Regions from separate parts of the Mus musculus genome. Here region 1 is linked to region 2. Evidence: chromatin loops called from intact Hi-C (ENCODE). Cell type or tissue: left cerebral cortex. All regions are shown on one strand. Each heading gives the region's core, and the rest is flanking DNA. Links, peaks and the distances in the headings are about the cores only.

Region 1 (7,629 bases), core at 1,257-6,256, 400 kb before region 2:
GTTTGCCTATAGGCATATCGTGTTATATGCATATGTTTATATAGTAGGTAAATGTCATTAAATACGTTTTTGGGCAAAGGATAAAGGGCTCAAAGATAAAACAGTCTGGAGGGGCCCTAAAGTTTGATTGTCGAAGAAACACGTGCTTATAATGAAAAGGTGGCAGAGACAGCAGACTATGGGGTGAGGCAGCTGACTTCTGTTCTGACCACAGCTATTTTAAATGGCCTTAACATAGTGATCATTCAATATGTATGAGCGTATATGTGTGCATGTGTATCTCCAAACACTTGTGTTGTACATTGGAAATATAACCAGTTTTCCTTTACCTCCAGTGTAGAAGAATGCAGGGGCAGATCAGGGGTACAGAATGGGTCTCAGGGGAATGGTACAGTGATGCTCTGGGAGGAGATGGGGCAGTGAAAAGGGCTGGGGCTTTTTACAGAGGTGGAGAAGAGGTTGTCTTAGTACAGGCTCCTAAACTGGAAGTTGATAGTCTCACTTTACTTCTCACTCTGTTTTCCTTGGGTGTAGCCCTCAGTGGGGCTGCTCTTAGTCTCCTAGCTGGGAAACTGAGGCACAGAGTAGTTAAATTACAGTCAGTGGGGATGTTAAAAGCAACCCAAAGCCTGACCCTGCCTGACCCTGCTGTGCATCATCTGAAGCCTTGGATCTAGGGTTTGCATGGCTCCCAAAGCCAGCTGGGCCAGGTTGTCAGGCAATCTGGTTTTGAGTGTGAAGGAAGTGGGAGGGGTATCCAGGGTTTTAGTTTCACGCTGGGGCCTGAGGGGAAAAAAGGTCTTTGCCACTGATCTCCTTCTGGGTGACACAGGACTCCACTGACATCCTCTTAGGGTGCAGGTTCATTTTCAAAGACAGTTCCTCAGAAGCCTTCCCTGCTTGCCATGGCAGCTGAGCTACTCAGCCTTCCCTACAATTTCTTAGGTTAATTTTAGTGACTTATTATTTCTAGGGAGACTTGCCAGGTAAATCTCTCCTCCCCGCTGCCATGGGCCCCACCCTGATCATCTAAAACTTGCAGAAAGGAAACCACCAATAAGTCAAAGTGATGCAGATGTGATTCAGGGAGGGAGGGGTCAGATTCCAGCTCAAGCAAGTAGAAGAACACGTCAGTTTTGGCCACGACTTTCTAGCTTTATCAAGAAAGATACAGGAGTAGAGAGAGGGCTGTGGACTCTTCGTCCCTGCTTAAGGGGAGCTGTTGAGGCCAAGCCTGTGAAGTTTCTGCATGGAAACTCTTGCGCGTGCTCGACTGGCCAGGAAGAACGACGCTGCAACAGGATCCTTCTGCACACGTTTATTGGGAGAGCTTGATTGTAGAGGCGAAAAGACCCCAAGCCCAGAACTGGTGCTGCTTTTATAGGTCTAGGAGAGGTGTGTCTTACACCCGGATTGGTTATGCACTATGCCTCATTTGCATGTTCCTCATCTGATTGGCTACTCTCTCTCAGTACCTCACAGAGCCTCATTATCATACCTCATTTGCATGTCTCACATCTGATTGGTTATACTCTCAGTACCTTACAGAACCTCATTATCATACCTCATTTGCATGTCTCACATCTGATTGGTTATACTCTCAGTACCTTACAGAACCTCATTATCATGCCCGGGCCAGGCAGTGTCTTTGCAAAAAACTTTACTGCATATGTACACATTGGTTGTTTGTCCAAACTTATGCGTGGTGGCCAGCAGTAGTCAGTGCCACTCTGCAACGGCACATGTGGCTTCCCACAGGAAACCTAGAGAAGCCATTTCCTGAAGTGATGAACATAAAGTCTGGATTGTGTTGGAGAACCCCAGATGTTGGAGATGCCAGCACCTTGGGATACCTGCCAACGACTGCTACAGGCAGGGTGTGGGATCAGCCCACAGGAGAGGAGGGTGCTGCAGTTAAGAAATCTGCAAGGAATAGGAGATCTGAAGGGCTCTTTGACTGCAGACATGGCAATGCAGGATTTGGAGGTTTCCTTACTGGGTTCCACTCTTGCCTTGGTCCTGCATTTCTTCACCGTTCCCTCCCCCCCCCCCCCATTTTGCATGGTAATGTCTATTCTGTGCCGTTGGAAGAATGGAATTCACATTTTAGTTTTACAGATATTTACAGTGAAGAGGATAGCTTTGGGTCACAGAGGAGACTTTGGACTTTTAAACAGTGTGGAGACTTTGAAAAACTATTGAAGCTTTTGATGCTGGACGGGAGGCACTTTGCATTATGATGTGGCCATAAGCCTGTTGGGGGTCAGGGAGTAGAATGTGATGGCTTGGATATGGATGAACCCCACACGCTCTTATATTCGAAGGTCTGTTTCCCAGGACTGTTTAGGAAGGGCCAGGAAGAGTGGCTTTGTTGGAGGAGGAGTGTCGGAGTGCGTGTGTGTGTGTGTGTGTGTGTGTGTGTGTGTGTGTGTGTGTGGTGGCTTTTGAGGTTTCAAAAGCACAAGCCAGGCCCAGTCTTCTCTTCCTGTTGCTTCTGTCTTGTGGCTAAGATATGATCTCTCAGATACTGCCCCAGGGCCATGTCTGCCTGCCTGCTGCCATGCTCCCTGCCATGATGGCCGTAGACTCACCCTCTGAAACTGTAAGCAAGCCCACAATTAAATGCTTTCTGTTATAAGTTGTCTTGGTCACGGCAATAGAACAGTAACAAAAACAAATGGTTATATGGCTAGGGCTGTGGTTAAGATGCTGGGATGTGTTCTAAGACGTTTGCTAAGTGTCTGGGGAGTTCCAGATAATTTCTGTCTTCCTCCTTCTCCCCTGTTATCCATCCCTAACTGTCTTATTACCACCATTGGGTATTTGAAGTAGAACGAGAGGAAAATATGAATGTTATGACTCTAGGATAAGCGTACCAATGATTCTAATGTTCTAGTGATTTGAAAAAGCCTATAGGATTTAAAAAAATTCTTAGAATACCACTGTTTTCCACTTATTAAAAACAAAACAAAACAGAACAAAACCACAAGGTGCTTCCTGATATAGCTCATAACTTTGTAGTATAATTTGTCATTATACATTAAGAATAGTTTGGGGGCCGGGCATGGTGGCGCACGCCTTTAATCCCAGCACTCGGGAGGCAGAGGCAGGCGGATTTCTGAGTTCGAGGCCAGCCTGGTCTACAGAGTGAGTTCCAGGACAGCCAGAGCTATACAGAGAAACCCTGTCTCAAAAAAAAAAAAAAAAAAAAAAAAAAAAAGAATAGTTTGGGGTCCGTAAGTTAAGTAAAGTTATAGTGAGAAGTAATTAGCAACATTCAAATTGCCTTCAGAAATCCAGACTCTTAAGCCGGGCGGTGGTGGCACATGCCTTTAATCCCAGCACTCGGGAGGCAGAGGCAGGCGGATTTCTGAGTTCGAGGCCAGCCTGATTTTCAAAGGGCTATACAGAGAAACCCTGTCTCGAAAAAAAAAAAAAAAAAAAAAAAAAAAAAAAAAAAAAAAAAACCACCAAAAACAACAACAACAAAAGAAATCCAGACTCTAAATTTTAAAGGGTAAGATCACAACAGGAAATTCTTGTATGGACCAGATGGGGGCAGCAGAGAGCCAACCGAGGTCTATGGAATGGAAGGCCAGCATCTGTCCTTGGATTTCACGGTGTCTGTGGAGAGGCGATAACTTAGGAAGAGGAATCAGGGCTTCAATTGTAGCTGAGAAGGGAGGGAAGAAAGAAACACCAGAGACGACTGAAGGTACCGGGAGCAGGAGATGAAGGACTGCACAATACACAGTACACAGTACACAGAAGTACAGACTACACAGTACACAGTACACAGTACACAGATGTGGAGGTACTCAAAGAGCCTGGTTAAAATAAAAGTAGAGAAAGAAATGGCCGGACCCTACTTCACTAACGTTCCCTTTGTACCTTTCAATCCTGCTGGATCTTCTAAGGGCAGTGGCTGCAAATGAACTGAGACTGGAGGAAGCCCACCCACCCATCTCTCTTGACCAGGATTTGCTAAGGAGGCTCTCGTTCCCATTAACAAATACTGACCCAAATTGAGAACACTTGGACCACTTGGATGAGGATCAGGGTCTGGTGACATAGTCCATCTTCTGGAAGATTTTTCACAAGCACTTAAGACGTGTAGCTTCTAGCTCCGGTTTACTTACTGGCAACACAGCGTGCGCCCCGTGCGGTCTCATCATAAGTATCTTCAAACCGTGCTAATGAGCTGAGCCAACACACGGGCAGCCTCCTCTCCCCTGACTTGGCACCCTCACACGTTGAATTTAGCATCCCTCATGGGAAGGCGTTCTGGAGAGCTCCGGTTTGCAGCCCTCCCCATCTTCCCTCTCTACTCATGTAAATTACTAGAGAGACTGTAATCAAGAACATCCTCAAATCCTAGCAGATGGTCGTTTACCTCAAGGCACATGGATGCCCCCAACTCCTAGGAGAAGAAAGAGGCTTTTGGCTACTTCCCTGGGGCTAATTATAACCATGTTCGATTTTTTTTGTAGACAACCTGGAAATGAGTGTAGAGTATGAGGAAAGAAAAACCAAAGGCAGAGAGCAGGGAAGAGTTCTGCAAAAGAAGAGATGTCCGAGCTAGGCTTCAGAACAAGCAATTCCGAACCCCGAGTCTCTTGAGGGGAGCATTTGGTTTCCATGATACCACGAATCCAGCTGGTCCCTAGTATTCCTGGAGACCCAGACATTTTAACCTCTGCTTCCTTAACAGAGGGATTAATCTCTTCCTGCCTTGATTTCCCTTCCTGGAAAGTGGGAATTCTCGTACTTTCTTACAAGGTCTCAAGACTGTCTCCCACATGAGGATGAGAACTAGCCAGGAGACAGGAATATTTCTCTGCCAGGAGAGGCTCCCTGAATTGGTGCCAGCAGTGGCAGGGCATGTCACAGGTGCAGCACAGGGTGTGGCGTTTCTGTAGGGACAGCCACTGGTTGGCTGACTTTGTTGCATTAGTCAGCTGTGCTGTTTGTAAACCTTTGGTGTGATTACGCAGTGTTTGTTCTCTATTGTTTGAAATACCCTTTAAAAGCCGAATACAGAACACTAGGCCCTGCTGGTTTGTTCTTTCTGACTTGGCAAAGGTTGACTGATTTTATTTTTCTTTTGGCCTGTGTTTCTCAGTGGCTTGAAATGAACATGGCTCACTCTTTCTTTTGCTTCCTTCCTTCCTTCCTTCCTTCCTTTCTTTTTTCTCTTTGGTTTGTTTATTCGCCTCTTTGTCCATATTGACAATAATAGATTTGTGCTGCAAACCTGGTATAATTTCTTTAACACAGTCTTCAGAGGGAGGAGGGTTTGGGGTGAATCCGGAATCTCGAGTTGTCTCAGCTTTATTTTCTCAAGGGCCCGAACTGATTCTTAGGAGTTAGCTGTTTTTGACTAAGGAAAATTCACACATTCTCTTGAGTTGTACTATTGAATAGGTTAAAAAACGAGAAGAATAAGCTAGAACAAACGTAATAGAAAAGGCAGGAAGTAAGTATGTGGAAATGGCCATATGAGGCGCCAGTGATGTTGTGGTCGGCTTTGATTGCGTATGAATGGGATGCAATGGAACAGGTTTTTAGCAATGGTAGAAGAGGTGGGTCCAGGACTGGAAAGAGGGCTCAGTGGTTAGGAGCACTGGCTACTCTTCAAGTAGACCCATGTTTGATGCACAGCATCCATATGGCAGCTCACAACTATCTCTAACTCCAGTTCCGGGGGATCAACGCCCCCTCCTGGTTGCTTTAGGCACCAAGCATTCATGCAGGTGCATAGGCATACACATAGGCAAGGCTCCCACACATAAAATAAATAATAATATAAAATTTAAAAAGAATTTGGGTCCATCACTTTTACCTCTCCCTGTACAGTAGAATCTCATGGAGATTAAAAAATGTTGATACGCAGCCTCTCCTCAGAGACCAGGACCTGTGAGGGTATGAATTAGCTCTAGACATTTGTAAGTCTCCTTAAGGGTACAGACAGGCTTGAGAGCCTCAGGAGCAGCCATTTTCAGCATGCCTCCAGGGAAGGAGCCTAGCCAGCTGATCTGGAATCACTTAAGGAGGCGAGCTTCCAGGCACACCTGTAAGGGATTTATTTCCATTAGGTTGCTCTCTGAGTCAGTCTGTGAGGGATCATCCTGTTAGATTCACTGAGGTGAGAAGAGCTGCCCTATGGGAGTGTGGCCCCATTTCCTGAGCTTGGATCCTAGACTGAATGAAAAGAGGAAACCAATTAAGCCTGAGCACTGGTAAGTCTCTTCCTCCTGGCTGCAGACACAATGTGACCCAAGCTTCCAGCTCTGATGTCTGTTCTTCTCCTCATGATGTTTTGCTTCATGGCCACTTCCCCTCTAAGAGGACCTCCTCCACGAGGACTTCCCCTCCATGAGGACTTTGCCTCCATGAGGACTTCCCCTCCATGAGGACTTCCCCTGCAGAGGACTTCCCTCCATGAGGACTTCCTCTGCAGAGGACTTCCCCTCCATGAGGACTTCCCCTCCATGAGGACTTCCCCTCCATGAGGACTTCCCCTCCATGAGGACTTCCCCTCCATGAGGACTTCCTCCATGAGGACTTCCCCTCCATGAGGACTTCCCCTCCATGAGGACTTCCCCTCCATGAGGACTTCTTCCATGAGGACTTCCCCTCCATGAGGACTTCCTCCATGAGAACTTCCCCTCCATGAGGACTTCCTCCATGAGGACTTCCCCTCCATGAGGATTTCCTCCATGAGGACTTCCCCTGCAGAGGACTTCCCCTCCATGAGGACTTCCCCTCCATGAGGACTTCCCCTCCATGAGGACCTCCTCCATGAGGACTTCCCCTGCAGAGGACTTCCCCTCCATGAGGACTTCCTCCATGAGGACTTCCTCCATGAGGACTTCCCCTCCAGAGGACTTCCTCCATGAGGACTTCCCCTCCATGAGGACTTCCCCTCCATGGGGACTTCCCCTCCATGGGGACTTCCTCCATGAGGACTTCCCCTCCATGAGGACTTCCCCTCCATGAGGACTTCCCCTCCATGAGGACTTCCTCCATGAGGACTTCCCCTCCATGAGTACTTCCCCTCCATGAGGACTTCCCCTCCATGAGGACTTCCCCTCCATGAGGACTTCCTCCATGAGAACTTCCCCTCCATGAGGACTTCCCCTCCATGAGGACTTCCTCCCTGAGGACTTCCCCTCCATGAGGACTTCCTCCCTGAGGACTTCCCCTCCATGAGGACTTCCTCCATGAGGACTTCCCCTCCAGAGGAGATTCCCTTCATGAGGATTTCCCCATCTCAAACTGAGCCTAAGCATATCACTCCTTCATTAAGTTGCTTTTGCTTGGACATTTATCACAGTAACAGAAAAAGAAGCTATGTTGCCTACTGCCATACAGGTGTTTGGGGCAACTCTCATCAGTGGGTTTTATCTCATTTTATGGTCCTCCTCTTTGGCATTGCTTTCATGCTACCTGACTCTCCCTGTCTTTAAAAAAAAAAAAAAAATCAAAGCTTTCGGAAGCTGGAGAAATGGCTTAGTGGTTGAGGACACCTGATGCTCTTGCAGAGGACCTGGGCTTGGTTCCCAGCACACACATGGGAGCTCACAACCACCTGTAACTTCGTTCTAGGGCACCTGATGCCTCTCTATG
Region 2 (7,629 bases), core at 884-5,883:
CCTCCTTCAATCTCCTCTCAACACCTTCTATTTCCCAGAAGTCTCCTCTTGCTTTAATGTCTTCTTTAATGACTCACTGAGTTTAATTAGGGTTTCTTACGTGGGCATGGATGCAGGCTTATTTACTAGAACATGGGCAGCTTATTCATAGCTACATCACGTTTAAAATAATGACTACTTTTGCCATCACCAGGAGCCCCTAACTGCCAGTAATTCCTCAGCCAAGGGTGGATCTTCATGAGGTTCTACCCTGGTGAAGACATTCTTTCTTTTTTTTTTTAATTTATTTTTATTTTTATTTTTATTTTTATTTATTTATTATATGTAAGTACACTGTAGCTGTCTTCAGACACTCCAGAAGAGGGAGTCAGATCTCATTATGGATGGTTGTGAGCCACCATGTGGTTTCTGGGATTTGAACTCCAGACCTTTGGAAGAGCAGTCGGGTGCTCTTACCCACTGAGCCATCTCACCAGCCCCCTGGTGAAGACATTCTTAATAACTCTCTTCACTATAAACTCATCTGCATGCTACATCTTTTGAGACATGTATATGCTCATGCATGTGTGTGTGTGTTTGTGTTTATAAATACAGACCAAAATCAAGATCTTAAATATGGTATTCAAGTGTTCTGCCAGTTAATCTCAGATCTCTTTTCAAAACTTTTTTACTTCAAATTTGTATTTATAGTACATACATGTAACAGGCCTTTCCAGAGAGGTACAGCATAGAGGGAAACATTAGTACCTGGGACTGTCTGTCCAGTACTTTGTAGAACATCTAGAATAACTCTTCCTGCTAAATAACAGCAGCAACCATGTTACTGTGTAATACAACTGTCCCTATTAGTTGCTTTTCTGTTGCTGTACAACAATAGAAAAGTTTGTTTCCAGATGGTTAGGGTTCATGGTAGAGACAGCAGGTGGCACCTATGGTGCCTGGAGCAGTTGTTGAGAGTTCATACCTTAAACTGCAAACAGGATGCAACTGAAACCATACACGGTGGTCTTTGAAACCTCAAAGCTTGCCCCCCAGTGATATATTTCCTCCAGCAAAACCAACCTCCTCAGCCTCCTCAAACAGGACCACCAAATGTTTACCACATATTCAAATGCCAAAGACTCATGGCAGAAGCATCTCATTCAAACCACCATACTGACTAAAGACTGCATCAGGAGCAGCACTGCCCCTCAAACAAATGTCAATCAAAGTGAACCGGAGACCTGACTGGGACTGATGACATTGTGATATGCCTCCAAGGCACTAATGAGAAAAGACATTGCTTGTAGAGATACTTCTCTGTGGTGACCCCCCATGTGCTGATACATCACTTAGTCAGCCATGAAGACTACAACTTTCTCCTGATCAAAGCTGAGTGTCAGTTCTGGTCCAGGTGACTTACAACTCTGGACTTCGTATTATTGATCATCGTTTCCCTTTGAAATCATTCCTGCTTCTTTTCATTTTTATATCAACCTGCTGTAGATTGAAGAACCTCCCCAAGGTCAGCTACTACATTATTCCCTTTGGGGAAACAACAACAACAACAACAGTTAAGATTGCCTTGCTGGAAGAATTTGCCCTCCAGCAGCTGGTAAGCCCAAGGCCTCAGCGCTCAGCACAGAGGAGCCTCCTCAGTGAGGTCTATGTCAGAGGAGGCCAAGAGCCCAGCCATTGCTTCAGCTTCCTCCTGGGTATATCCATGGATGGGTGTACTTCAGTCTTCCTTAAACTTCTCAACAATTCCGTTGGGTAGAAAGAAGCTGGAAAAAAAATGTTCCTGTGAGGCCCAGATGTAAAGAGAACCTGCAAGAGTGTTGCAGTAGAATAAAGGATAGTTGAGGTCACATGAGCCTGAAGAAAAGCCATATTATCTCAAGATCTCTAGGCAGCCCCGGTATCGTAGTCTTATAGTCCTAGCTACTAAAAAGTTTGAGTCCGGAGGCTTCCAAGTTTACAGCTTGTCTAGATAGCAGAGTAAATTCAAGACTATCCCAGGCAGCTGGATGAAGTCCAGTCTCAAGCAAAAATAAGTTCACACCCCTGTCTGCCCTGTCTGTCTGTAGGTCTCTCTCTGTGTGTCTGTCTGTCTGTCTGTCTCTGTGTATCTGTTCATATGTTTCTTTGTTTCTCTCACACAGACACATAAATACACATATACACATATGTACATACATGTATTAGTACAAGCACACATACACACATACACACATACATACATGCACTCATGCACACACACACATACTAGAGTCCCTTACACTTGAGGGTGTCCTTGTGGTTTCCCTGTCATTCTCTCCTCTTACTAAATCCCCTACAGAGTCTTCCTATCTCTCCCAGTGGTGGCAGGATAAGTTAAGGTTTGCTAACTATGCTTCAAGACAGACTCCCCACCTTTGGGGTTTGGCACAGACTACAAAGCGCCTGGCCTGTTGTGTCTTTCTGAAGGTCCTTACTCTCTACACACTGACTCCTGGCTTCTGGAAATCATGGTGTGGTACAGGGCAGAAACTGCCTGAGACACAGATAAACTGGCAGCTTTGTTGTACTCATGCTTGTTAGCAGTGGTTGCCAGAGCACCTGAAACATTCTGGGACTCTGGGTGGCTTTTGCTTCTTAAACAGCTCCTTAAAGGCATCAGGCAGCAAACAGGGACTGTGTGTTGCCAGGAAAGTCCAAAAGGATCATGGTGGCTGTTGTCAGTTACTGTCATTTGGTCAGGGCTGTATTTTTATTTCGATGTATATTTGCACAGCTAGGAAGTGCCTGCTGACAAGGATGAGATGATAAGTTGAGCTGGTGCCAAAGCAGGACTAGAAAAACAGGCTTACTCAGAGTGATGTTCTCCATTCTGGGAGGTGGCGTTAAAAAGATTCTCTCTCCTTGGGCAGAATCGTCTGTTAAAATATTAACTCCTCAAAGGATATAAACCTTGGAATCCCTGCCAGATAACAGAGTAAGTTCTCAATAGCTTCTTACTGGAAGAAGGAACCCAGACAGTCATGTGCACTATGAGAGAACCCAGAGGTGACAGCCCAAAAGAAAAAAATGGCTCGCTGAGTCAGACTGTTGTGTCTTTTTCTTGCATTCAAAGCCAACCAAACCAAACCAAACCACTACCCCGCTCCCCCCCCCAAAAAAAAACCTGTGCTGGCCATAGATTCTGTTGAAGTTCACCACAAGTGTGTTTTGTTACACAGTGCACAGTAGAGAGGGAAGGGACAATGTGGGCTACCTCCCTTGGCACGAATCCCCAAGCTATTAGATGGTACTTTCTAAGATTTTTTGAACAAGAAAGGGGTTACTGTTGAATAAAACCAGTATCCTGGGTCATAACAGAAAAAGACATAGTTCAAAATTTCATCACTCAGTTTGGACTAACTGAGGTTAGGGTCTGGGCAGGTTCTCAGTCCATTCATTCTGTGGTAAGGCTTCTAGGAGACAAGACAGTGATATCGGTGATGACACACAGAATATAAGAGGCAGAGCCATGGGGAGCTCAGCTGAGGTCAGTGCTGACACCGGTCCACCAAGGCACACCTCCCTGACACCTGCAATGTTCGAGCTAACCCCATGGCCACTAGACACTTACTTCATTTTCTGATGGACTCCCTCTTTCTTTGACACCGGAATCTAGGCAGAATCTTTGTCACATGGAATCTAGGCAGAACGTAATCCAGGCATTTCTCTGTCTTTTTAAAGCAACTCTTAAAAATGTGCTGTTTGTCAATTTCACTGCAGAAGTGTAAAATGTAACAGTTTTTAGGAAACAACGTGTATATATAACTATATGTGTGTATATAACTTAACAGTTTTATAATGAACATACATTACAGTAATACTGGATTCATAAGAAATATCTAAAAGTACAGTTTTAACACTAGCAATGCCTAGCAATAAGGAAAAACACCCACTATGGAAGCACAAGATTCAGGCTACAAAGCCTATACCAATTTCTTGTTTCTTGGGCAATTCATTCATTCATTCATTCATTCATCCACTCATCCACTCATTCACTCATTCATTCATTCCTCAAAAATGATATGTATGAAACATATTTTTTGTGCATGATTTTCAAGAAGTTCAAATGGTGATCTAATAAAAATAAAAGGCTCTATAAGCTTGTGAACAAGAACACAGTTCAGGTGGACCCTGGAATGCACCATGGTATCAACTGAGGTGACAACCCTCAGGGTTTATCTGTAGCTTCCTGGAAAAACTGGGTTTCAAATGTTACATGTTATAGTGCATGGAGGGATAAAGAGAAATCCAGTGAAACGCAGGAAGTTGTTAATTTTTTTATAGTAGGGGTGAGGGTCCATCACAGCTTCAGAATGTAGAAGCAATTCACTAGATTAACCTGGTGGTAACTTGCAAAAGGATAAGAATATACATCCCATATAAATGGCTGGTTATACTCTCATACACAATGCTGATTTCTGACATGAGCAGAAGAGTGGATATTCTGGGTAAAGACAAATGGCTTCATTAGCTTGGAATGAGGCAAGGCAGGATTACTCTGGGCCTGAGAAGCTTCACACGTTGAGCTGGATGATAGCTTTATGAGTTGAAATATTTGTCAACAGTCTACAGTCACACCTTATTCAATTAGACCTTCATGAAATAAAGATAAAAAATAAGCTAAGAAATAAATTAAAAAGAGATAGTGGGTTATGGGGCTCAGGGGGAAAACTCTTTAGTAGACAGAAATCTCTGCACTTGGATCCCAGCACTAAGAAAGTCTGCAGTGGGTTTTTACCAGGAGGGTTTGAGATCCCCAACACAAACCAGAACCTTGAACATGCCTTTTTCTGTGGATATTTAATGCAGTTCTCACCCGTGTAGCTATTGGAGAACAATGTAAGAACTCCCATCAACAATTCAGCCAAGTTGGACTGAGTTGTATTAGGAAACAGGATGAGTCAAAAAGGATGGACTCTTCAATCTACCCTGACCAGCCCACCAGGAAGCTGCTAGTAGAAGCATGTCAAGAATGCATATCGTATAATGATCCCCCAACTTTTGGTCCTGTTTATTTTTTTGACCTTTACAATTTTAAAAAGTATCCCCCTTGTGATTGTATATTGTATTTGTAACATAAAAAAATTCCTATTAAAGAAATGACCTTTTGGGTTTTTGTTTTTAAAGAAATAAAAGAGGATAACATTAAAAAGTAGATAGAGTTCAAACTTAGTACAGGGCAGTGTCTGGTATTCAGTGTCCAGAAAACAGGCAATATGGTCAAAAGTGGGACATAATCTGCCAAGGTAAACGAGAACACACGAGCATTTAAGAAAACAACAGGTCAGAAAAATAAAGGTTGGGACTCACGTTATAATTTATGCACAGTTTCTTTCTTAAGCCCTTACCTGCTTTGTATTCAGTGCAGTTTCTACTATGGATCAATGTGCCTGTCTGTGCCAGAAGCTCTGAGATTCTCCTGAGATACACACCAACCAATATTTGGGCCAGTCTTGTTCTGTTGTTTTTGTTTGTTTTAAACATGGCCATTTTCTACTCTGGGCAACTACAGTTGTGTCCTGTGAACTCCTCCTCAGGATAGATATTTTCTTTGTTTTCAACCCTCAGGTTGTCACTTACCACAACATAAGCATTTATGTCAGTGAGTGATAACAAAATATGAAACCGCACTGCTGTGTTATCCTAACCCTGTGGTAATCCAGCATCATGTGTGCCCTGTAAGGCTGTGTAGTTAGAATAGAGGAGCTTATTTCCACCAGAGAGGGCAAGTGGAGTTGAGAGACGAGCTGAGACCATCATGCTCCCTCCCGCCTTGCCATCATTCTCAGCATTCCTTCCCATAGTCCTCAGTGCTCCTCATGGCCTCCTTGCTTCTCTCCATAGAGTAGTCCCTAACTCAGGACTACTACTGGTCAGGTGAAATGAACAACATGAACGGCTCTGCCCAGCCTGCCTTTTGCAGAGGCCATAGAAGGTCAAGAGAAGACATGCTTGCCTGTCAGGAAAAACAGCCGTTCCTAAAGTCTTCTAGCCACACCCATGTCATACACTCTTCAGTAAAGACTGAAATATGTGTAGACTTATGTTAGTGGAAGCAAATATATGTAGAAGCAAAATAACTTCCACCTTAAGCAATTACCTTCTAATCACTTAGCCAATTATTCATAACTGCTTGTGAAGCATATTATAATGTGTGTCTTGTGTTTCCTGGGGAACTGTCTGCCCATCGTTACCAGATATGGGAGTTGGCATACTGAGTGCAGTCTAAGTATCCCATCATTCCACTTATGTTCTCTTTGTAAGTAGCACATCTCTCTGTCCCTCCAAGGAAGCAATGATGGTTTCCTCTCGAGTTTGTGGTCAGCATTGAATGAACAGTTCGTGTTGACATTAAATCTACCCAAGAAGGAATGATCATGCCACCATTATGGCTGCAATATCAATAGTCCTTTCTAGAGAATCTTGGATTAGACACAAGAGGCTATCCTGGCTTCTTGATGTGGAAAGATGTGCATATTCATGATAAATGTGCATATTCATGATAATCTCTTGTCAAATGTGTCAAACATGTCCACTGAATTCTCAGTGATGTGGAGGTCTCAGAGAAAGCTCCCTGGCCCATCATGTCATCTCCGGAATGTTTCTGTCTCCAAGACCATATCCTTTATGAATCTTTCTCTCTCCCTGTGTATTCAGGAGTGTACACGTTTCTGTCCAGCACCTTGAAGTCTCTGGAAGAGAAGGACCACATCCACCGTGTCCTGGACAAGATCACAGACACTTTGATCCACCTGATGGCCAAAGCTGGCCTGACTCTGCAGCAGCAGCATCGCCGCCTAGCTCAGCTCCTTCTCATTCTTTCCCATATCCGGCACATGAGGTAAGGCAGCCCTGGGTTCTGCAGTAGAGATAAACGATGTAGACCCAACCAACTCTGTATGATAGCCAAAGCAGGGCAGGCCGCTGAGTAGGCAAAGTAACTTTGGAAAAATGTCTGACCAAAAAGGCTAGAGGAGGACAGAAGAGAGAGTAGAGAACCTGCATGAAGCATTAGATAAGCATCAGGGAGAGTACCCTCGAGGAAGGCATACGCACTGGTGATTTGAAATACATGCAAGGAAAAGAGGCATATCAATCAAAGGGTATTGCCAAGCATAAGCAATCTCTCACGGCTTCAGGCTCATCTGTTATGGTTCTGACAATACTCCCTACTGACCTACACCAGGGAATGCTGAATGATAGAGCCCTGGACTTAGAAAAAAACTCATGCAGAGTCAACATTGATGCATCCCAAGATATGGGAGCCTTCCTGTGACCTCCTTTGTCCTTACTCTAACCTATCACCTAACGTGCTCCTTAGTCTCAGTCTCTTCTATTGCATCCCAATGAAGCACCCAGAGAGCTCACTTTGAAATCAATCAAAATCATATTCTCTCCCTACTTAATCTTTACAGGGGTTTCCTATTGCTTTTCAATTAAAGCATGCCACCCTTTGCTTTGTTTGTGTTATTCCTTGTAACACAGTCCTTTGTGATTATCTTTCTGGGTGTCCTTCATAACTGAAGCCATGCCATAGCAGCTATTCCTCAAGTCATTTATGTAGCACCACTGCTGGCTGCAGATTGCCTGGGTGTCCACTGAGGGTCTCAG

Evidence for each region. Peaks named below come from ENCODE experiments on the same cell type or tissue, not always from the same donor. Only the 100,000 strongest peaks of a DNase experiment are listed, where the experiment ranks them.
Region 1: a loop joins it to region 2, with 1.9 times the contacts of the local background. A loop is called at or near these places in 2 of 42 quality-filtered maps.

The regions. Positions count from the first base shown.
Region 1 is chr10:4,594,885-4,602,513 of GRCm38, forward strand. No RefSeq gene overlaps it. Among named protein-coding and RNA genes, the nearest start is that of Esr1, 110 kb to the right of the region's middle. In left cerebral cortex, for the core only: a CTCF peak has its summit at 3,559 (motif pointing right); DNase peaks (open chromatin) are centred at 3,578 and 4,232.
Region 2 is chr10:4,991,155-4,998,783 of GRCm38, forward strand. Esr1 (estrogen receptor 1 (alpha)) reads left to right here. Exons shown (of 9, transcript NM_001302531.1): 8 at 6,676-6,859. Among named protein-coding and RNA genes, the nearest start is that of Esr1, 280 kb to the left of the region's middle. In left cerebral cortex, for the core only: no CTCF peak of the experiment used is centred there; a DNase peak (open chromatin) is centred at 2,804.